2 separate regions of the Homo sapiens genome follow, and region 1 is linked to region 2. The links are chromatin loops, found by intact Hi-C in ENCODE. Cell type or tissue: K562. All regions are shown on one strand. Links, peaks and the distances in the headings refer to the core of each region. The heading gives the core; the rest is flanking DNA.

What was found. Hi-C counts contacts between places; a loop is a spot of excess contacts. Peaks named below come from ENCODE experiments on the same cell type or tissue, not always from the same donor. Only the 100,000 strongest peaks of a DNase experiment are listed, where the experiment ranks them.
Region 1: it touches region 2 in a loop (6-fold over the local background); 1 of 110 quality-filtered maps calls a loop at or near these places.

The regions. Positions count from the first base shown.
Region 1 is chr20:56,348,066-56,359,512 of GRCh38, forward strand. FAM210B (family with sequence similarity 210 member B) reads left to right here and starts at 10,909. Exons shown (of 3, transcript NM_080821.3): 1 at 10,909-11,126. The coding sequence starts at 10,941. RefSeq lists a silencer at 10,586-11,185. In K562, for the core only: no CTCF peak of the experiment used is centred there; no DNase peak of the experiment used is centred there.
Region 2 is chr20:56,294,107-56,305,553 of GRCh38, forward strand. No RefSeq gene overlaps it. Among named protein-coding and RNA genes, the nearest start is that of MC3R, 51 kb to the left of the region's middle. In K562, for the core only: no CTCF peak of the experiment used is centred there; a DNase peak (open chromatin) is centred at 5,495.

The sequences.
Region 1 (11,447 bases), core at 2,471-6,470, 53 kb after region 2:
TCTTCCTCTGGCCTTTTGAGATGTAAATCTCTTTAAAGGCTAGATAAGCCTCTTGCAGGTTTTACAACCCAGGAATGTTTTTCTTACGGGTCTAAGAGCCTTCACTTTGAAATGTGAACATCAAGGAAGGTCGTCCTCCTATCTTCCAGTCTAGATGAGAATTAAATTTAGGTGACTAGCTGCAAGTTATAACTATGTCCTTGTCACAGAGATATAAGAAGTTTGTTATTCCTTTGAATAACGACAATTAAGAAGCACAAATCAGCCACCCCAATTACCAAGTGAATGTAAGATAAACTATGTGTGATAAATGTGCTGTCAAATCCCCTTGCTTGAGGGTTGCATATTGTTGATCTCGGGAACACGGATGTAATGGGTCGTATCTGCTTGGCTACATGAAAGGGTGAGATTTCTTGCTGTCTTTGCAGCTTTTGAGCAGATTGCCAGTGACGTGCATTGCATTCTGGCTTAATATTTACTCACTGATAACACTGTGTTCTTTCTTTTCTACTTTTGTGGAATGGCTTCCTGGCTTGGCAGGGGATTTTGTCTTTCATTATATTTCCTCAACATCTCTTCCTTAGTACAGCATAAGATCCATAGGCTTTTTGTCCTTCTTGTTCACAGCCGTCCCCAGCATTGTGCCTGGCATTGAGTAGGCATTCAAAACATGTTTATGGAATAAATAAATAAACCAACTCCCAATGTCGTTTGAATTTTTTCTTTAACAATGAGCAAGTCTCACTTATTATAATAAAAAAAATTGAGCTTTTAAAAACTCTACAATTGCTAATAGAACAGGAACTGGTTTGCTTTACAGATCAGGATTTCATTTCCTGTTAATCCCCATGCTTCTCAGACACGAGTCAGTATGCTTCAGATCGTTATTAGTAACTACTTCAGACATTGTCATTAGCAGCCTCTGCAGACATCATGCAAAATAAAGAATACCTTCAGAACTCACACTCCCAGTTACCTAGGTCCTTTCTAAGTACTGAGAATTTATCCCTTTCTATCTCAAAAGCACTGCAGAGAAGATTCTCAGAATGTTCAGTATCAGCACCTCAATCCTCCAATAAGCTACCAATTTTCAATTTTCACAGTGATGGGTTGTTTTTTTGTTTTTGTTTGTTTGTTTGTTTGTTTTGTTTTTGTTTTTTTTGTTTTTGGGATTCTTTGTGTTTTTTTTGTTTTTTTTTTTTGTTGTTGTTTTTTTTTTTTTGAGATGGAGCCTCGCTCTGTCACCCCAGGGCTGGAGCAAAGTGGAGCGAAGTGGCCAGTAGCGCTGCCCCGGCTCACTGAAGCCTCTGCCTCTCAGGCTTAAGTGATGCTCCCATCTCAGCCTCCCAAGTAGTGAATAGCTGGGGATTATAGGCGCCTGCCACCACGCCAGACTAATTTTTTGTATATTTGGTAGAGACGGGGTCCCGTCATGTTGTCCAGGCTGGTTTCAAACTCCTGAGCTCAAGCGATCTGCCCACCTCAGTCTCCCAAAGTGCTGGGATAACAGGCATGAGGCACTGCGCCTGGGCCACAGTGGTGTTTTTATAAGTAGCATCTCTCCCTGAGTGGTCTCATCAGATTGGACAGCTCAGGTCCTGTGCACTGCACCCCTGCACCCATCCCAAAGCCTTCCACACTCTTCTCAGAATGAGTGGATGAAGAAAACCAAAAATGGTCATAGCACATTCTATGGTTAGTTTCCAGAAGGCAGTGTGCACACCAGGCCCTGTACCAAGCACCTTAGGTGCATTAACTCGCTTAATTCTCACAACCACCCCATGAGTTGGGTACTATTAATATCCCCAGTTTACAGATGAGAAAACGGAGGCTCCAAGATGTTGAGTGACTTGCCTAGTCACATAGTTATTGGAGGCTAAAGTGGGGACACACTCTAGATGGCCTTGACCCCAAAGTCTCAGCTCTTAATCCAAAGCCATAAAATGCCCTTAGCCCCAAAGCAAGGAAACAAAAAAGAAAAAACTCAACCAGGCAGGAACCTGGCCAAGAGGAATCAGAATTTGTCTAAGTCACATTTTCTGAGTTCCTACCAAGTGCCAAGCATTAGCCTACACACACTAAAGATGTCACCCAATGCGAGCCACGCAACAGCACTGAGAGGTGTGTACTATAACCATCGTCATTGCAGAGAGGGGGCTACGAAGCTGAGCAAGGGAAAGGGATCTACTAGGGCATCACAGTGAGTTAGTGGCTAAGGCAGAATCCAATTCAGGTCTGTCCCTGTGGCCAATGTTCTTAGCCGCAACTCTCCCAAAGCAATGAAGGAAAACACAAATGACCATCCAAATCGGTCCAAGTTCAAACAGGGACAGAGCTCCCCCAAGGCAGGCTGCGAGGAGAAAGGGGTTGTCCTGAAGTGGGCGGTGGTAGTTATCACTGGTGATGTTCTCCACACCAGCTTAAGGGGCAGAGTGAGTCCTCTGTCCTGGCAATGGAGAAGCTCAAGGGTTCTTTTTGTATGCCATCTCGCGGACAAGGGCCACCGGCCTGTGTTCCTGCTCTGTCTTCTTTTGTGCCCAGCGCCTTGCAGATGCTCAATTAATAGTTGCTGAATTGCACACTGACCACAAGGAGGTGAAAAAAAATTTTTAAAATAGTTGCCGAACAAAGGAATAAATGTACATGTTCCCTTCTACAAGAGACCTATAGCTGGTGCTTCCACAGTGGCCAACTGAGAAGTGGTCTGAAGGGGCCTGGAATCCAGGTGTCCTCCTCTGCCCTCCTCCTTTCCATGTGGCCTACAAGGTCATTTGTGTGGAGAAGGATGAAGTGGGTCAAGGAGGAAAGCCTTGTGAGTGCTGATATCCTGCCTGTCCTGCACACATATGGTTGCTTTTAATCCTTGCAGGAAGCCACTGAGGCATTTGTCATTATTTGTATATTACAGAGTAAGAAATCTGAGGTTCAAGGAGTTTACATCATTTCCCTCTGGCCACTCAGCCAGTAGTTATGCCCTCTGGAAGGCAACTCTGACCCGTTTGCCTCCAAAGACCCTGCCAGTTAACCACAGAGGGAGAAGAATGAGTAGGTACTGCGTGATGGACACAAACCACACACATGATCAGCACACAGCAAGTATGTGGTGAATGAATGAATAAATGAGTGAACAAGAATATTTCAAGAAGAGGATTACTAACAGGATTTGTTATTACAAAACGTCATGAAAAATGGAGACTGGACAAAGTCTAGTAGATTTGACAGTTAATTTCAACTTACAGTAGCAAAAAAAAAAAAAAACCTGAGGAAATCACCTATATATCCATCTCCAGGAGATTAGATTAATCATGGTGTATCCATATGACAAAATGCTCTACAGATTTTAAAATAATGTTCCACAATTACGGTTTTGACAGGAAACACATTCGTGATCTTTAAAATGAAAACAGTGGCCGGACGCGGTGGCTCACACCTGTAATCCCAGCACTTTGGGAGGCCCAGGCGGATGGATCACTTGAGGTCAGGAGTTGGAGACCAGCCTGCCCAACATGGGGAAACCCCATCTCTGCTAAAAACACAAAAATTAGGCAGGCGTGGTGGCATGTGCCTGTAGTCCCAGCTACGCTCAGGAGGCTGAGGCAGGAGAATCGCTTGAACCTGGGAGGCAGAGGTTGCAGTGAGCCAACATCGCACCATTGCACTCCAGCCTGGGCAACAGAGCAAGACTCTGTCCTCTCTCCCAACTTAGCAGCTTGAAATGACATTTATAATCTCAGCTTCTGGGAGTCAGGAATCCAGGCATGGCTTAGCTGGGTGCCTGTGGCCCAGGGTCTCTCACAGGGTTGCAATCAAGGTGTTGGCTAGGACTGTGGTTATCTCAAGGCTCACATGGTTGAGGGGAGGGTTAATCTGATTAGCAGCTCACCTGAAGCGGCTAGCAGGCCTCCGGTCCTTGCGGGCTATTGCCCGGAAGCTGCTCTCTGTTCCTTGCCACATGGGGCTCTCCATGGGGCAGATCATGGACAAGAGAACCAAAGGGGGTGCCCAAGACTGGAGGAGCCACAATCTTTTGTAACCTCATCACAGTAGTGGCATTCCATCACTTTTCTGTATTTTATTTATCAGATGCAAAGATCTAGGCCCAACCTTGACCCAAGAGAAGGAGATTACACAGGTACATGAACACCAGGAGCTGAGAGTCACCAGCTTTAGGTTGCCTGCCAGAGAGCTCTGCCGGGCCCTGGATTTGGCATTAGCCTTGAGTGGGTGAGAGTCAATGGTCCCCCTTTGAATACCACTGAGAGTCCATCTGAGAGTTCAAGCCAAGCCAGACTCCCTGACTTCCTGGTGCTGATTGTCTGACTTGGGAAAATGATTTTCTCTAATGAAGTTTTCATGTTGCTTCTGTAAGAAAGAAAGTTGATTACCACTCTCAGCCATTGCTCAATTGCATTTGTGACATGGAGCTAATTTTCTTTGATGACACATTATTCTCTCACTGCCACGCAAGTGTGCTTCTCATTTGTAAAATGCTGTCACCTCATTACTTGGCCATTAGAGGGTTTTAAAAGTGGCTTTCTAGAAATTATATTTCAGTTTCCATTTCAAGTAAAAACGAGCTTAAGCATGAGACTTTAGTGATGCTATTTTCATATGCTTCTTTTGCCTTTCACCTCTAAAAGTCTTCCCAAGCGAGCTACATGTACTGCCTACACCTCAGTTTGGGTCAGTAGTTCTTTATTTCCTCCTTACTTCACCTTCCTCTCTGAGTCTATGTTGGACCAGATGCTGGGCAGCTGCAGAAATCTCATAGTATTTTCCTACATTTTTTCCAGGATGACACATAAAAGCCCAAGAGCCACGTGGATAACACACTTCCAGATACAGACAAAATAAGACACACACAAAATTACGGGATATAGTTCTTAACCACCACAGCAATAGTTCTTAACCACCACAGGCATTGATCACACATCAATTACAGATCAATTACAGATGCCCACTACAGGGTGCAGAGAGATGAAATGGCACATGTGGGTGTTATGGGCATGAAGTCTAATTGACCAGCTTCGTGGTGTATGAGCAGTCAGGATTTTTTTTTTTTTTGAAACTAAATTAAATCACAGTCATCTAATCTGTAATGGCCAAAAATTCCATCCCTGTACCATGCACCACCCTCCATGGGTCAAGCAAAGATGTTGGGGTTTCATGCTGGACAGAAGATTCTAGAATGATTCTGTCTGGACTCTACACCAGTAATGGTGGCACCAAGGGGTGATTTGAGATATGGGGGAGCTAATAGGTGTCTATTTTGTTATTACGTATATCTTAAGTATACACATATGCTATACATTATTTGTTTTTTTAAAACTGCATCATAAAATGTTAAAATTTTAAGATCAGTTACTATTTCAAAACCTATTATCCCATCTAGGTCCTCAGAGTCCCACCACTGTGCCCCTCAGCAGGTGCCCGCACACATGCATGCACACACCCACGCACACACACGTGCCCCTGCACACCCCCGGAGATTCAGCTCTAAGAAGTGAATAAGCCACTTCCCACCACTGTCCCTGCCTTAAACTGGAGGAACCCACCCCCTCCTGCTGCTCCTGCTTCTCATTCCCCAAAGGCACTGCCCTCTCTGGCTTTCTCCTTCCAAGACATCTGGAGTATTCTCCTCAATTTGCTTAAACTGCTGCAAAAGATAGCAAGAGGGACCATCTGTAAGCAACTTCTGCTTTTAGCTCCAGAACACAAAGAAGCTCAAAACTGAAAACTTAGACAATATAAAAGACTAGGCTGGGCAAGGTGGCTCACCCCTGTAATCCCAGCACTTTGGGAGGCTAAGGCGGGAAGATCGCTTGAGGCCAGGAGTTTGAGACCAGCCTGGCCAACATGGTGAAACCCCGTCTCTACTAAAAATACAAAAATTAGCTGGACATGGTGGCACGTGCCTGTAATTCCAGCTACTTGGGAGGCTGAGGCATGAGAATCGCTTGAATCTGGGAGGCAGAGGTTGCAGTGAGCCAAGATTGTACCACTGCACCCCAGCATGGGTGACAGAACAAGACCCTGTCTCAAAAACAAGAGACTAAATGACTACCTAACAAATAAGGCTTTTTCATGGCATGTGTCAGTATAAGTCTTAGAACTGACAAGAAAAAACCTTTACAAATGCACGAAGTATTTCAGCAGAAATTTCACAGAAAAATAAATCCAAATGGCCAAGAAATATACAAAAAGATTCAAGTACATAAGTAATCAAGTATGGTAGACAGAATAACTTTCCCCTAACAAAAGATGTGCACGTCCCAATCCACAGAAACTGCGAATGTGTCATGTTACAAGGCAAAGGAATGAAGGTTGCAGATGGAACCCTGTGACCTTCAAAAAGTTCCTTTTGGCCTGGCACAGTGGCTTACTCCTGTAATTCCAACACTTTAGGAAGTCAAGTCAGAAGGATCGCTTGAGGCTAAGAGTTCAAGACCAGCCTGGGCAACATAGCACCCATCTCTATAAAAACTAAAAAAATTAGCAGGATATGGTGGCATGCGCCTGTAATTCCAGCTATTCAGGAGGCTGAGGCAGGAGGATTGCTTGAGCCTTGGTGGTTGAGGTTGCAGTGAGCCATGATCATGCCACTGCACTCTAGCCTGGACAACAAAGAAAGACTCTGTCTCAGAAAAAAAAAAAATAGAAGGACACTGTTAAATAGGCAGTAAAAATCACCATGACAACTCAAGGGAGAGAGATTACGAAAAGAAGAAAACAGCTTCATATTTTAATACCTTGAAAGGCACTTCTTGCCTGCTTTTTTAATTATTATTTTTTATTTTACTATTTTATTTTATTTTGAGACTGGGTCTCACTGTCGCCCAGGCTGGAGTGCAGGGGTGTGATCATAGTTCACTGCAATCTCTGCCTCCTGGGCTCAAGCAATCCTTCCACTTCAGCCTCCGGAGTAGCTGTCACTATAGGCGCTGTCACCCCTGAGACAGCAAGAACAACCTTTCCTCTTCCTTTTCCTCCTCAGCCAGCTCAATGCAAAGATGACAAGGATGAAGACCTTTTTTTTTTTTCTTAAGATGGAGTTTCACTCTTGTTGCCCAGGCTGGAGTGCAGTGGCACGATCTCGGCTCACCACAACCTCCGCCTCTTGGGTTCAAGGGGCCTCAACCTCCTCCTCAACCTCCTGCCTCAACCTCCTGAGTAGCTGGGATTACAGGCATGTACCACCACACCCGGCTAATTTTTTGTATTTTTAGTAGAGACTGAGATTCACCATGTTGGCCAGGCGGGCCTCGAACTTCTGACCTCAGGTGATCAGCCTGCCTTGGCCTTCCAAAGTGCTGAGATTACAGGCGTGAGCCACCGCGCCTGGCCTTATATGGCTGCCTTTAATGTCAGATTCTCAAGTTAAGATCATAAAAGTCAGTCCTACATTTCTCTGCTAAAGACACCATTTAGAGTCGGGGTAAATAGACACTCTTGGCCAGGCGCAGTGGCTCATGCCTGTAAGTCCAGCACTTTGGGAGGCCGAGGCGGGCGGATCACCTGAGGCCAGGAGTTTGAGACCAGCCTGGCCAACATGGTGAAACCCCGTCTCTACTAAAAATACAAAAATTAGCCAGGCGTGGTGGTGCACTCCTGAGGTCCCAGCTACTCAGGAGGCTGAGGCAGGAGGATCACTTGAGCTTGGGAGACAGAGGCTGCAGTGAGCTGAGATCACACCACTGCACTCCAGCCTGGGTGACAGAGCAAGATTCCATCTCAAAACAAACAAACAAACAAAAAACTCTCATTTGCTGTACTCTGCAACCTTTATGGAGTGAAATTTTGCCATTTATTCAAATTTACAAATACACATATCTTCTCACTAAGCAATTTCACTTTGAGGAATTTATTACACAGGCATACTTAAACACGGCAAGTGACAGAAATACCCGCTGGTTCATCACAGCATGGTTTATGATCACAAGGACTGGAAAATACCCTAAATACCCTAATGGTCCACCCACAAGGGATTGGTTAAAGCATTACAGCACCCTGGAATACACTGGAATGCTAAGCAGATTTTAAGAATAAGGAAGATTTTTGTGTACATATTCAGAAAACTCTAAAATATAATGGAAGCAAAAAAAGTCCAGGTGAAGAACACTGTGTATACTATGCCCCACTTGGGTAAAAACAGCAATGAAAACCGTTCATAGGAATTTGCCTGCACACATGTAAAATTTTCTAGAAGGATATGCACAAGCAACGGGTAACAGTGTTTGTCTCTAGGGAGAAAAAAATGAGGAGAACTGGTCACTGGGATAGGAAGGAAGCTTGTCATTGTGTAGACTTTTTGTACCTTTAAAAATCTGAACCGTGAGAACACATTATCTATTCATGAAAATGAAGAAATTAAAATAAATATAGTTCATGCATGAGCTGCTGCTCTAGAGAGACAAAGAGAGCTGACACAATAAGAAAAAAACAAAACTGTCACAAGTTCAGGCAGGCAGCAGCTCCAATACATTTTGTTAAAAGCAAAAGTTTCTTCACTTTTAGAAGAAGAAAAAAAGAACCTAAAGTCTATAATTACAGTATTATATTTACTGTCAAATTTAAAGGGAAAAACAAAATTACCTTTTTCTCTTCTCTAATAAGCATATAGCATGAATCACAAACTCAACTGCCCATGAAGCCTGGGCAGGAAACTTAAATGAATGAAGAAGGCCTGGTGACAAGAAAATCACGGGCGCTTTGGGAGGCCGAGGCAGGAGGATCACGAGGTCAGGAGATCGAGACCATCCTGGCTAACATAGTGAAACCCCGTCTCTACTAAAAATACAAAAAATTAGCCAGGCGTGGTGGCGGGCGCCTGTAGTCCCAGCTACTTGGGAGGCTGAGGCAGGAGAATGGCATGAACCCGGGAGGCTGAGGTTGCAGTGAGCTGAGACCGCGCCACTGCACTCCAGCCTGGGCGACAAAGCGAGACTCCATCTCCAAAAAAAAAAAAAAAAGAAAGAAAATCATGGGAACCATGAGGAAGTCGAGATCAGATGCCATCTGGAGGTGGCACTGTCACCGGGTGACAGAGGGGCTTCAGGCAAGGCATCTCTACAACATCCCAGCTAACGTGTGTGCCCTCTCTGTGCACCAGGCACTGAGTGAAGCCCTTTCCAAGAACTGTGTCAAAGAATTATCTCAACAATCTCATGGGGGAAACTATTATTATCTTCATTTTACACATGAAAAGACCAAGGCTCAGAGAAGTTGAGTCACTACTTCCAAATCACACAGCTGGACTTCTAGGGCCAACCTGACAGACAATCTGCACCCTTAAGCACTCTTCCCCAGCTTCTTGCAGACACTTAAATGGAAGGATTCCCATCCAGGGGCACTTTAGGACCTCCCTCCAACAGACCCTGTTACTTTCACAGCTATAACTCCATCTTATGTAATAAATATTTTTTAATGCATATGTGTTTAATATCATTTCTGTGCCTGTGTAAGAGCTTGGTTGAGTTGAATTGCAGTTGACTAATAGAATATTACATCTTTTGTAAAATATATTTCTTTTTCTTTTTCTAGAGAGACAGGGTCTCGCTCTGTCACCCAGGCTGGAGTGCAGTAGCACCATCGTGGCTCCCTGAAACCTGGACCTCCTGAGCTCAAGCAATTCTGCGTCAGCCTCCCGAGTAGTTGGGACTACAGGTGCATGCCACCACACCAGGCTAATTTATTTTTATTTTTGTAGTGACAGGGTTTCGCTATGTTGCTCAGGCTGGTCTTGAACTCCTGAGCTCAAGTAATCCTCCCACCTCAGCCTCCCAACGTGCTTGGATTATAGGCATGAGCCATTCCACCCAGCCAGAACATCTTTATTGAAGTATAATTTACACAGCATAAAATTCATCCATGTTAAGTGTACAGTCCCACGAGTTTTAGTTACACAGCTGTCACCATCCCTACAATCTGGGTTTAGGATCCTTCCCTCACCCCAAGACGTTCCTCCCACTCCTTGGCAGTCAATCTCATTTCCCACTCCCAGCCCTAGGCCACCACGGATCTGTTTTAGGTCTCTGTGATTTTGCCTATTCTGGGCACTTCATGTAGCTGGAATCCTCCAGTGTGTGACTTTTGTGCCTAGATTTTTTCAATTGGCATAAGAGCTTTGAGATTCATTTATGTTGTGCATGTATCAGTAGTCTGTTCCCTTTAATTGTTGCATTGCGTCCCATTGAAGACTTGTGCCACAGTACGTCCCAGTTTATGGGCATTCCTAATTGTTGACTAATATTTATAAGATCTCTACAAACATTGGTGTCTTCACATTTTAGTCTTTGAGTGTCGAGCCTTTGTTTCTCTTGAGAAGCTACCGAGGAGTGGAGTTGCTGGGTTGTATGGTTAGTGTATGTCTAACTTTTCAAGAAACTGCCACACCATCTTTCGCTTTACATTCACGCCAACAATCTATGAGGGTCAGAGGACTTTTTATTAAACATGTACTAATATCAATTCTCATATTTATTTTCTTCTTTGGAGCTAACACGTAAACATATCTATAATTTTTTTTCAGATTTCACCCATTTCTGCAGGGAGAAAAGCTCATAAGCCACGGCCCTACGCCCACCTTTGTGCCCGCAGAATAAGGAAACCCGCCAACTACACACCACAGTTAGAAAGCCCAAGACCCTGAAAAGACCTGCACCCACCCCCAAAGGGGCGGGGCTGGTGGGCGGAGAGGAGGCGGGGCGCGCTCCTTCAGCCCCGCCCACCAGCCCTGGACTCCGGCTCCCGAGGAGCGGAGCTAGCGGGTGAGCCAAGGGGATGTGCACAGGCCTCCTCAGTCCCGCCCAGCGCGCGCGCGCGGCGGCGAAGCCGGCGGGCGGGGCCGGGGAGGGCCCTCGCCGGGTCAGCTCCGCCCACCCTCCCCGGCCTCCGCCCGCCTCCCGGGTCAGCGGCGCGGGTGCTGCGCCTAGCTGCGCACCATGGCCGGGTTGCTGGCGTTGCTGGGTCCGGCAGGCAGGGTGGGCGCCCGGGTCCGGCCTCGCGCCACCTGGCTCCTGGGCGCCACCGCCCCCTGCGCCCCGCCGCCCCTGGCCCTGGCCCTGCTCCCGCCCAGGCTAGACGCCCGGCTGCTCCGCACGGCGCGCGGGGACTGCCGCGGCCACCAGGTAAGCACCCCACCCCGACCCTGATCCCGGGCGGTGTCCAGGTCCCCAGACGTCCGCAGGGCCGCGCCGGGGTCCGGCCGCCTCCGCCAAGGACGCCTTTGCACTTGTAGCTGCCCGGGACCGAGCTCTTCCAGGGTCCCCGAAACCCCAAATCCCTGCAAGCCAAGGAAGCGATCCTCCTAGTTGACAGCCAGAGAAACTGAGGCTCGGGAAGGTGTGGCGCTCTGCCCAAGGTCGCGCAGTCTTCGGCCGAGCCCCGGGTCTGCAGAGCCTCAGCCAGGCTGGGGCGCAGCCGACTGACTTGGTCTGAACTTCCACACG
Region 2 (11,447 bases), core at 3,460-7,459:
GGGTGATTTGCAAGTAAAAAACTGTGCCATTCACTTAGTCACCAGTCCCCTCCTTGGGACATGCTCTGGATTCAGGAATTATTTGGCTGACGTATTTGTTGAATTTCCTTCCAGCAGCATTGTCTCTTCAACTAGACTTGAAGCAAAGAGTCATATGCTTTGCCGTGTCCGCTTTCTCCAAAATATGGAATCAAATTGAGCCCTGACTCTAATGCCTCTTGATCCACCCTCTTGGAACCCATATATGATCTGAGTTGAAATCTCACATCTGCTGGTTATTACATGTGCACCATGAGCACTTGCTAAGCTTCTTGGGGTCACAGTTTTCTGCTTCTGTAAAACAGAGACAAGGCCACGCACCTACTGTATCTAAGTTACAGAATTTTTACAAGGCTCAAGTAGGATCATTTTTCCTTTTAGTTTTAACTCTGATTTTTCAAGTATTAACTTGCAACCTATTCGCCTTGTTCTGAGGTCACAGAGCCTCAAAAAAAAGTAATAAAAATCCCTTCCTGGAAAAAAAACCAATGAACCCTAAAACAAGTGAACCTATTCCCCTTTTCTTGCACAATAAGCCAAATATGGCCTAAAATTCCTTCACAAAACCCACTGATACTGTTTGGCTGTGTCCCCACCCAAATCTCATCTTGAATTGTAGCTTCCATAATTCCCATATGTCATGGGAGGGACCCAGTGGGAGATAGTTGAATCATGGGGGAGGGTCTTTCCTGTGCCGTTCACATGATAGTGAATAAGTTTTACAAGATCTGATGGTTTTATAAAGGCCAGTTCCCCTGCACAAATTCTCTCTTGTTTGCTGCCATGTAAGATGTCCCTTGCTCTTCCGCCATGATTGTGAGACTTTCCCAGCCATATGGAACTGAGCCAATTAATTACCAGTTTATAAATTACCCAGTCTTGGGTATGTCTTTATCAGCAGCATGAGAACAGACTAATACATCCACCCTCTCTAAGCTACTACCCATTAATCTGTAAGCCTACTTTCCCTCTGATGTGTTTAATTATTGATTATTGAGTATGAAGTGTTTTAACCATTAAGCTTTTGATGATACCACCCTCCAGGGGGGGCAGAGCTTCACACACAGGGTCCGCTACCAGAAGGGAGGGAAGATGACACATTTTCCCTGCATCCTGGGGAAATGCGTAGGCTCCTGAACTGGAAACAAAACTGAATCCATCAAGGCCTCAGACCAAAATGCGGGGTGGAGGCACGAGGATCGGCCAGGAAGAGATCACACTTATTTCCCAGAACCCAAGAGGTGTATCACAGATCTGCCGTCACTCATGTGGGCAAGCACAACTGCTCTCAGGTAGCAGCAATAACCTACCTGTGTCAGCGCAGGACATTCAGAATGCAGGCACTGCCACCTGCTTTGATTTATCTCATCCCAAGCAAGGCAAACAACCCAAACAGAAACTCCAGACATTCCCTCTGAAATTCTATATATGGGTTTGCTGTCAAGTCAAAGTTTGGGACTAACTGTGCTCGCATCGTTTTGGGATGAATGGACACTAACATGAACAAAAGGTGAGGATGGTCCAATCTTAGAACAGAAATGGGAGGATGGATGAAAAATCTTTTGAACATAAAATCAAAATTTAGCAAAGAGCCTCTGAGGTCTCCCCTAGGCCCTTATAAGCTCTGCATCTACCACCTCCTAGCTAAGTGACTTTGGACACATTATTTTAGCCCCTCCCCAAGCTTGTTTCCTCATCAGTAAAATGAGATAACTATAGTGTGCACCTCAAGAGGCTGTGGAAGGCTTACATGAGATAAATCCAGGTAAAGTGCACAGCAATTCCTGAAGGATAAATAGAAAGTACTTAACACACATCAGCTTGGGGACGGAGATAGTGACATTTATTCATCCACCTAATGTTCCACTACTGCCAACCTCACTCCAATAACAATGAACTGCATTGATCTCCAAAACACGGCACAAACTGTCATGCTCCTACGTAATTTCTTATGTGGCTCACTCTGCTCAGAATCCCTTGAGCTGGCTAAGTCCTACTGGGCTTTCAAGACTCAGGTCCTGTGTCACTTCCTCCAGGAAGACAGTGGTACATACTCTTCTTCCTTCTCATCGCCTCATAGCACCTGGCACATAACTTCATTACATTCATGTGGATCCTTTAGATTCCAAGAGGCAGAAACACTACTCAAAATGACTTAAATTGAAGAGAAAGTCCAAAGGGTAGACATGACTTCAGGCACAGCTGGAAATAAGAACACAGATGATTTCAGCAGGAGCCTCGGGCTGGTGTCACTCTCAGGCACCTCTCCCCTGCCAAAGCAAGGGTACTGCCAGCAGTTTCAGGCTTCCATCTTTCCAGCTTACCCACCCCAGAGGATGATGCCTGTCTTTTGTGATGGTCCTAGTAGTAGGTCCAATACTGACACTCATTGGCTTAAATCGTGTTCTCATCCTGGAACAATTACTGCACCAGGAGGCAAAATGTTTTGACTGGCCACACCTAAGTCATATGCCAACCCTTTGATCTAAACTGGAGGGCCAGCCACATCCAAGCTACACGATCTGCAAGTTGGAGTATATGGGGCCCCAAAGGAAAGTAGCAGCTTATAACCTGAAAAGGAGGCATAGATGGCAGGAAATCAAAAAAGCAAAAGCTCAAACACCAGATGCCAAAAACCCATCATCCTACTAACCACAACCTACTCACCATTGGTGTGCACACCCCTCCCCGCCGTTGAAAAGTGTTTCCCTAGGTTGGAAGCCATGTCTTGGTCATGCTTCCCCAGGGCCTAGGAGAGGGCCTGGCATAACAGAGGTATGCAGTAAACATTTGTGGAATAAACAAGATGGCTTCGGTTCAACAGTCTTTGGATTGTACCATAGATAAGAAAATAGAAAATAGAACTGGAACTCAAATATCAACCTGGAAAATGTCAAGTATCAAAATTCTCAAAGGGCAGAAATCAGTCTTCCTGGAACCTTCTTGGAAAAAAAAAAAAACTGGCCAGTGAGTCCTAATCCCAAATTAGATACCATCCACAAACCAACAGACCCTATCCCCAATCCACTACGGTCCCTTTCCAGGGCACGCACCCCTCTGAACAAGTGCATCCCAGCTGAGCTCATCAGGCATGTGCCAGGAGGAGATTCCTTTATTCCAGGAAGTGTTTTCCTACCTCTGAAGACCCCAATTAACCCCAGTGTGAATTCTTGCTAGTGCCTCTAATTCTTGGTGGAAAAGTTTTAGGGTGCTGCGTCTTGTACCATGGCAGGTTTTCATCAACTGCAAGACAAACTGCTCTCAATAGCTATTTAATAACAGTCACCTGCTTGCTTTTTAATGTATTGGGGTAATCCACTTTACCTTCCAAAGCCAGAAAGGTATAACCAGTTTGGAGAAACAGAGGAGAAGAGTATTAGTGCCTAAATAGTATCCCTGGTGATTGCCAGGAAAACGAAAGAAATATACATGTATGTTTAGAATAAATTTTTTGTATAATTGCACCAGAAGAACCATGTGGACTTGGCCAAAATATGGCCCAGAGCTTATAATTAAGTACTGAGAAATGTGGTGGATTTGTACAGCTTCCTTTTGGAAATGCTATTTAAATTAGCTTAAGTCACAAAGGAACATGAAGGCTCTTATATCTAGGAAGATTGCTGGAAAGTCATGGACTTATGATAAGACTGTTTCTCCCAACATTGTCAATCTTCTCTTTGCCTCATCCTCTTCTCGTGCAGAAAGGCTCTTTCGGAGGCAGGACTACAGCACCGGTTTAGGCGCTCCCACAAGAAAAGAACTCCTTTCAACCATCCCAAAAGTCTATTCCAGGAAACACTCTGATTGGACACATTTAGGTCAAGTGCTCTTGGACCAATTACTGTTATCAGAAGCATGACATCCTACGATTGGCCAAGCCTCTGTAGTCAGGAGAGAGCAGGGTGACTGGTGGCCCCACAGAAGTACACAGAATGATTGGGGGAGGCACAAAGGAGAGGCAAAGGATGTCTTGACAGAAGAGGAAGGTAGAATGCTGGGAACACACACACACTTGCACAAAACAGATGACAAACCCCTCAGAAACCACCAGTATAACAGTAACTTTTCCAGATTCCAAAGTCTATAACTCCAGGTGAAAAAGAAATTCGGTTGACAACTCAGCAATAAGGGTGCAAACATTATTGTTGCTACTACCCAGTTATGGAATTATTAATATATGCCAGGCACTGACCTAAGTGCTTTGCACACATTATCTCACGCAGCATGCCATGAAGTACTTATTATTATCCTCAGGACACAGAGGGGGAAGCTGAGGCTTAGAAAAAGGAAGTGGCTCCTTCAAGCTTACACAGCCAGTAAGTGTGGGAGCCTGGATGCAAACACAAGGTTCTTACTACAATGCTATACCTGCTATACCATAGAGTGAAAAAAACAAACAAGTAGAAGGCTGCAGGCACCCAATGCCCTAATACACACGTTCCCTCCAAAAGGATCAAGGGCAAAAGACAACACAATACAGAACTGATAACACAGATTTTGAAGTCAGACGGACCCCCAACTTACTAGTATGACTTCGGACAAATTACTTATCCTCCCTGGTCTTCAGTTGCCTCATCCATAAAATGGGAAAGTAATGCCTATCCCATAACAGTGCTAAAAATAGAGACCACACACATGTATCTCAAAAATACAATGTGTCCCTTCTTCTTCCCTACTCTTCCTTGAACAAGAGGATAAATAAAATATCCAAAATGGTCCTGATCACTTGAATAGGCAAATAAGCCCCTGACTACTGTGCAAGCTCATCTACAGATAAAAAGCCTTAAACATGCAAGTCAAAAATAATGGTAACACTTTTTGGTGGTTGGCAACTTTTCTTAAATATGAGTGTCTGCTTATAACTAGGGCATAGGGAAATGGGAATACTGGTTATTGTTCACTGGGCACCTACTATATACCAGACACTGTGATGCATGTTTTACCTTTGCTATCTCATTTCATTCTCACAGCAGACTTCAGAGCTTCAAGCTTAACGCCTGCTCTAAATCCCTCTGTGGCTGATGGGACTATCAACTGGTCAAGCATTTACGTGCACACACTTTGCTCCTGCAACCCTCTATCTAGAAGTTAATCTTAGAGAAACAATCAGACATCCCAACAAAGATTTCCGCGCAAGAAAGCTCATCATATCTGTGTATATCATTTAAAAATTCAAAAACACCCAGACATCCAACTATAGTAAAAATTAAATTAGTTGTGATCCGTCTGCAGGATGAGTGTTATACAGCCCTTAAAATCAAGTTTTCCACTACCTGACTGATCACTATCATTGCTGCTACAAGTCCAGTATTTTGCCTCTGCCAGCCACAAACAGACCTAAGCAGCTGTGCCCTGAACAGAAGATCCCTTATAAAGGGCAGCCCTTAGGCAGCCATATTTTAGATCACATGACCTCCATGGCCACAGTTGATTGGACCTTTGGCAAACACTGTCCACAAGAGCAGCCAATCCAGAAGCTGCCTAGCAATGGACACCACAGTCTGGCATGAAAAAATGAAGTGGACCAACCAAAGAATACCTTCAAGAATGTGAACTAGGAAATAGGGGAAAATACTACAATTCACTGTGGGAGCATATCTGGGAATGCAATAATGTAGACTGGTGTAGAAATGGTACACCAGGGTAGCCTGGATGGGTCATCCCTAATTTAAAGTTATATTGGCAGGGAAATGGATTGGGTACAAATTATATAAATGGAGTGTAGTGAATGCACAAATTGGCAACCTGCTGATTTCTTCAGGCCAGTAGATGTGATTTATCTGGTCACACAATGTTTTTTATATAATTTGCATTAGTTAACAACATTTAAAATTAATTTATGTAAAAACTCAAATTTCTGCCGGGCGCAGTGGCTCACGCCTGTAATCCCAACACTTTGAAGCCAAGGCGGGCAGATCACCTGAGGTCGGGAGTTCGAGACCAACCAGACCAACGTGGAGAAACCCCGTCTCTACTAAAAATACAAAATTAGCCGGGCATGGTGGCGCATGCCTGTAATCCCAGCTACTCGGGAGGCTGAGGCAGGAGAAGCGCTTGAACCTGGGAGGCAGAGGCTGCAGTGAGCCGAGATCGTGTCATTGCACTCCAGCCTGGGCAACAAGAGCAAAACTCCGTCTCAAAAAAAAAAAAAAAAAAAAAAAAAAAAACCATCAAATTTCTGGTGGTTTCCCCCAAAGATCAGGAACAGGCCAAACTAAACTATATGGGAGAAAAAGACAATGGTGATTGTCCCTGGTAGGGTAGGGGTGGGGGGACACTAGAAAGGCAAATGAAGGAAATTTCTAGGGTAATTATAATGTTCTACATCTTGACAGCTATTTGGGTTACATAGATACATGTATTTGTCAGAATTCATTAAATGGTATATTTAAAATATATACACTTCACCTATGTATATTTTAACTCCAAAAAGGGAGGGGAGAACTGTAAATCAATATTAAGCTCTAGTTAATGACATGCATGCTGAAGTGTGCAGGTGCAAAGTTTACTGATATCTGCAACATACTTGGAAATGCATCCAAAAATAAAATGAAATGGTAGGTAAATGCAAGGACAGATGAATACTTATGTGGCAAATCAAATAGTAAAATATTAATTATAGCATCTCAATTTGAAAATTTTTTATAACAAAATGAAAAAGAGGCAAAATTCTAGCGGCTGCCCCCTTTAGAGGGGGCAGGTGTTCTCCAGATCACCACAATCCCCACCCACTCTTTAATGCCTGTATCAGCCTGTATTCCAGTGGGCAATTTCTGAAACAGAGAGAAAACAAGGCAACTAGAGAGGTGATAGGAGCAGGTACCCTGATACTAGAGTAGCGACCCGTACCCTCCTGTTCCTGAGGTCCCCGTCTCCAAGCATCTCTATCTGCCTTCTAGTTCCTTCCCTTCCAGAAGTCCGTTGGTTAGTGTCACAGCCTGTGCTCCTCTGGAATCAGAGCCTGAGATGAAAGCTGATACATGAGTAGTTTATTTAGAAGTGAGATTATCAGGGAGTAAAAGGAGGGACAGAGGAAACAAACAGTGACAGAGAAAGAGTCAGTACAAAAATGTGTAACTGAGTTGTCCACTGCTGAGGTGACCAGTTGCTCCACTCATGGCCCTTTCTAGAAGTCTTACAGAATGCACCTGAGAACTACCTACCTAAGGGACAAAAGGGAAGAATGTATCCCAAGAGATATCTGTTATAATCATCATGGAATATTCCATCCAATCATTGGAAGATTCCTTCCCAATATCCACTCCTCTCATTGCTTTCCTGCTAACAAATTCTCCCCTCCCCCGACTTTTTTTTTCCAGATAGCAGCAGAGATATCTTGATCCCAGCTCCAGAGGTTGAATCATGATTGGTTAAATGTGCCATAATAATTTTATATCCTTTGCCCACCGATTTGCCTAAAGATGACCATGGAACCCAATTCTAGTGAAAGAAATGTAAGCAAACATTTCATTTCTAGGGCAACTTCCAGAAAACCTTTTGATTTTCTGACAAAGAAAGACTAAGTTGGAAGTACCCAAAGCCCATTTACTCTCTTTCTTCTTTCTACCTGGTACACGGAATTTATGCTTGGAGGTATAGCAGCCACATTGCAATTAGGAGGTGACAAATGTTATAACAAAACAAAGATTCTGGAAATTGTGGAGCAGAAAGGGAGAGCAATCCCAGGTCTCTGACAGCACTGGGTCTGGACTTCTACCTCTGGACTTCATATGGGAGAAAATAATACCCACTAGTTCAACCCTCTGTAGTCTGCCTTCTCTTTGCCGCTAAATGCATTCCTAACATATACTCTTGGAATTTCCCAGGTGTTCAAGAACTTACTATCAACATTTTCCTATCTACCATTCCTTGAAGCACTTGAGCAACCATGGCCTTGTATCCAGAAAAAAAGATAATTAAAGATTTCCCATCTCAATAAAGGATCTCAACTTTGTTTTGAGACATGGTCTCGCTCTGTTGCCCAAGGAGTGCAGTGGTATGGTCACAGCTTACTGCAGCCTCAACCCCATGGACTCCAGTGATCCTCCAACTTCAGCCTCCTGAGTTGTTGGGATCACAGACATGCACCACCATGCCTGACTTTTTTTTTTTTTTTGTATTTTTATAGAGACAAGGCTTCACGATGTTGCCCAGGCTGGTCTTGAACTCCTGGGCTTAAGGGATTTGCCCACCTCAGCTTCCCAAAGTGCTAGAATTACAGGTGTGAGCCACCACGCCCTGCCTCTCAAATGTTTTTAAACTCTTGCCTCCTCAAAGAGTCATTGCACCCAGGGTTAGACCATATGTGACCTGGAAGAAGACTTGATTTAGCTAAAGTAGCTGTAATAATACAGAAGAGAAAGAAACAAAAGCAAGCACCTCCGCAGGGCTCAAAGCACCATTCACGAAAGAAAGTCACCTATTCCTGCTTCTCCTGGCAGTCGATTGAATTTGGAAACCTCCCATTTGGAAAACTAGAGAAAGGCACATGAAAGTAGAGAAGAGCTTATGGCAACAAAACACCGTAAAAATGCAGAAAACAGGAAAAGCTTCACTGAGTGGGACAGAAAGAGGATTATCTTGAGAAAGGCCAAAGAAGAAGTGATACTCGAACAGCAGCAAGTGGGAAGAACTGAATAGGGGCTTTAGGAGACGTGGGTTCTTGTCAGAATTCTTCTGCTTATCTTTGGGACCATGATTTCATCTCTCGAATCTTCACTGAGTATCTGCTGTGTGTCAGCTCTGCTCAGCACTTGGAAGACAAGAAGCCAGGTTCCATTAGCTGGGTGTAGTGGTGCATACCTGTAGTCCCAACTACGTTGGAGTCTGAGATGGGAGGACTACTTGAGCCCAGGAGTTGAAGGCTGCTCTGAGCTATGACCACACCACTGCCCTCCAGCCTGGGCCACAGAATGAGACCACGTCTCTATAATATATTCTAAAATAAAAAACAAACCAGGTTCCTACGCTCAGAGAGCTCATTTTTGCTTCTTGATTTCTCTTATTTTTCCTAGAGATCTTTGATTCTCAAATGTCCTACAAGGGGGAATATTCTGCACCAACTTCCCCAAGGTGTGCCCTGTGAAACATGCTATTTTCTCCAGAAATGCCACAGGGAAAAAGAAAGATTCTGTGAACAGATCCGTTGGAGACAGATGTCAGTTTAAGTCTTCCTCTAGACCTGTCCTGTCTAGTACAGACAAGAGGCTGTTTAAATTTCAGTTAAAATTAAAAATTCAGTTCCTTGGTCTCAATAGCCACACTTCAGTGCTCAACAGCTATTCATGGGTAGTGGCTACCTTATTGGACAGTGCAGAGAACACTTCCACAATCACAGAAAGAACTTCTGGATGCCACTGCTATTGAAAAGTCAGGCTGACTCTGGGCATATTGCCTATGAGTTCACCCTGTTCTGCAAGGTTAAAATATATTTAAAAGATAAAAAAAAAACTAAAATGGATTAAAAACATGTATAAGGCACACTGCCCCCATTAGAGGCTCTGAAAAAATTAATCTGCAGTAAAATAACATGCTAAATTTTTCAACTGTCTTTGACATTTATTCTTTCCTACCACCCTTTAACATTACACAGTATGACACTTCACACAAGCAGATTTTTGCAGGACATGTTTTACAGAAGGAAAACTGAGGCCAGGTATGGTGGTTCATACCTGTAATCCCAGCACTTTGGGAGGCTGAGGCAGGTGGATCACCTGAGGTCAGGAGTTCAAGACCAGCCTGGACAACACGGTGAAACCTCATCTCTACTAAAAATACAAAAAATTAGCTGGACGTGGTGGCATGCACCTGTAATCCCAGCTCCTCAGGAGGCTGAGGTACAAGAATCGCTTTGAGGTGGAGGTTGCAGTGAGCGGAGATCACGCCACTGCACTCCAGCCTGGGTGACAGAGCAAGACTCTGTGCCAAAAAAAAAAGGAAAACTGATCAACTGCTCCTCAGTGCCTGACCACCTCTTTTCCAAGAAGCTCTTTTTCGTGTTTCGATAACTTGCTATTTGCTCATTTTTTCTGGCTTTCAACTCTGCCATTTGATGAGTGCAATCAAATCCAAAGAAAAACAACTTAAGAGAAAATGCGCAAAGACAATGTTGACAAGAGCTGCTATATTTGGAGAGAAAACGAGGAACAATTAATCTACCTAGAACAAGGAAAGAAATCATGAAATCAATTCTCATACATTCATTGGATAGAATACTATCCTTCCCCTACAAGTAATAGTTCTAATGTATATATGAAAAGTTGTAAATGCTTATGACCTAAGTGAAAAATGAGGACACCATGTTGCACATGTGTTATGATACCGACCGTGTAAAAACAAACTATATTTGGGGGAGAAAAGCCAAAATGTGGGTGTGTTTGCGTTTAGGTCTTAGAATTTGGGTATTTTGTTTCCTTCTTTCCTTTATTTCTCAAATGTCTTTTCAAAGCACCTAGCACTTCCAGGAAAACAATGTAAAAAATTAAAGAAAATTAAAAATAAAACACTGATAGAATGACAGCCAAGACGCATGTGGGGGCTGGAGGGTTGCTGCTGATTCACTTTGGTCCATGGATTTTCTGACGCTGTTTTTATTCTATTGAAGCAATTTGGGCAGTGTCAGCTCTCCACCCCTGCTGTAAAAATGCAAATGTGGTGGCCTCTCCCTACTCCCACTGCTCTGAGCAATTCTCCATCACCCATGGCACAGAGAAGTCGCTAGGGACCCCTGTCTCCAGGCTTCCCTGATAGCTGCCTTGCCTGCACCATTTCTTCCCCTGTGAAAGCCACTACCAGCCCCATGGTCCCACCCTCCCAGCACCGGGCCCCAAACCCTAACTGCCTCTCAAAACTCACCTCCAATTCCTCTTCATTTACATCTTTCCCATCTACTCAGCTAGATGAAGTATGTGCCCAAACGCCCAGCCCTAATTCTGGTAGAGAGTGAATAGTTCAGTTTCCCTTCGCTTTCTCCCTCTTCTTTTAAAAAATTAAACACTTGATTAAACAAACAGAAAATCATTTCTTTGCAAATGCCAGCCTGCAGAAGTGTCTTCGGCAGATAGTTTTTCCAGCCAGTTCTTCTCTAATTTTTCCTTGAAACACCCACCGTTCATTTCCGCTACCCCTGCGCTTTCCCCTAACGCCCACAACTTGGTAATAATTGGGAGGCCAGCGCCAGACTGAGTGGATTCAACAGTCATTAAGCAAAATGCAAAAGTTAAACCAGAGCCTCGCTGGATCGCACAGCTGTTCCTACACCTGAAGGGGAGCCACTTTTATTAAATTATGCATCCGGTGTGCCTTTTATTTCCTCAATGAGAACGTGGTTCATAAGTGGTTATGGGGATTACCTTAACCAATTAATTTCAACAATTTATAGCCTTGAGGCAATTTCACTGCAGTATGTA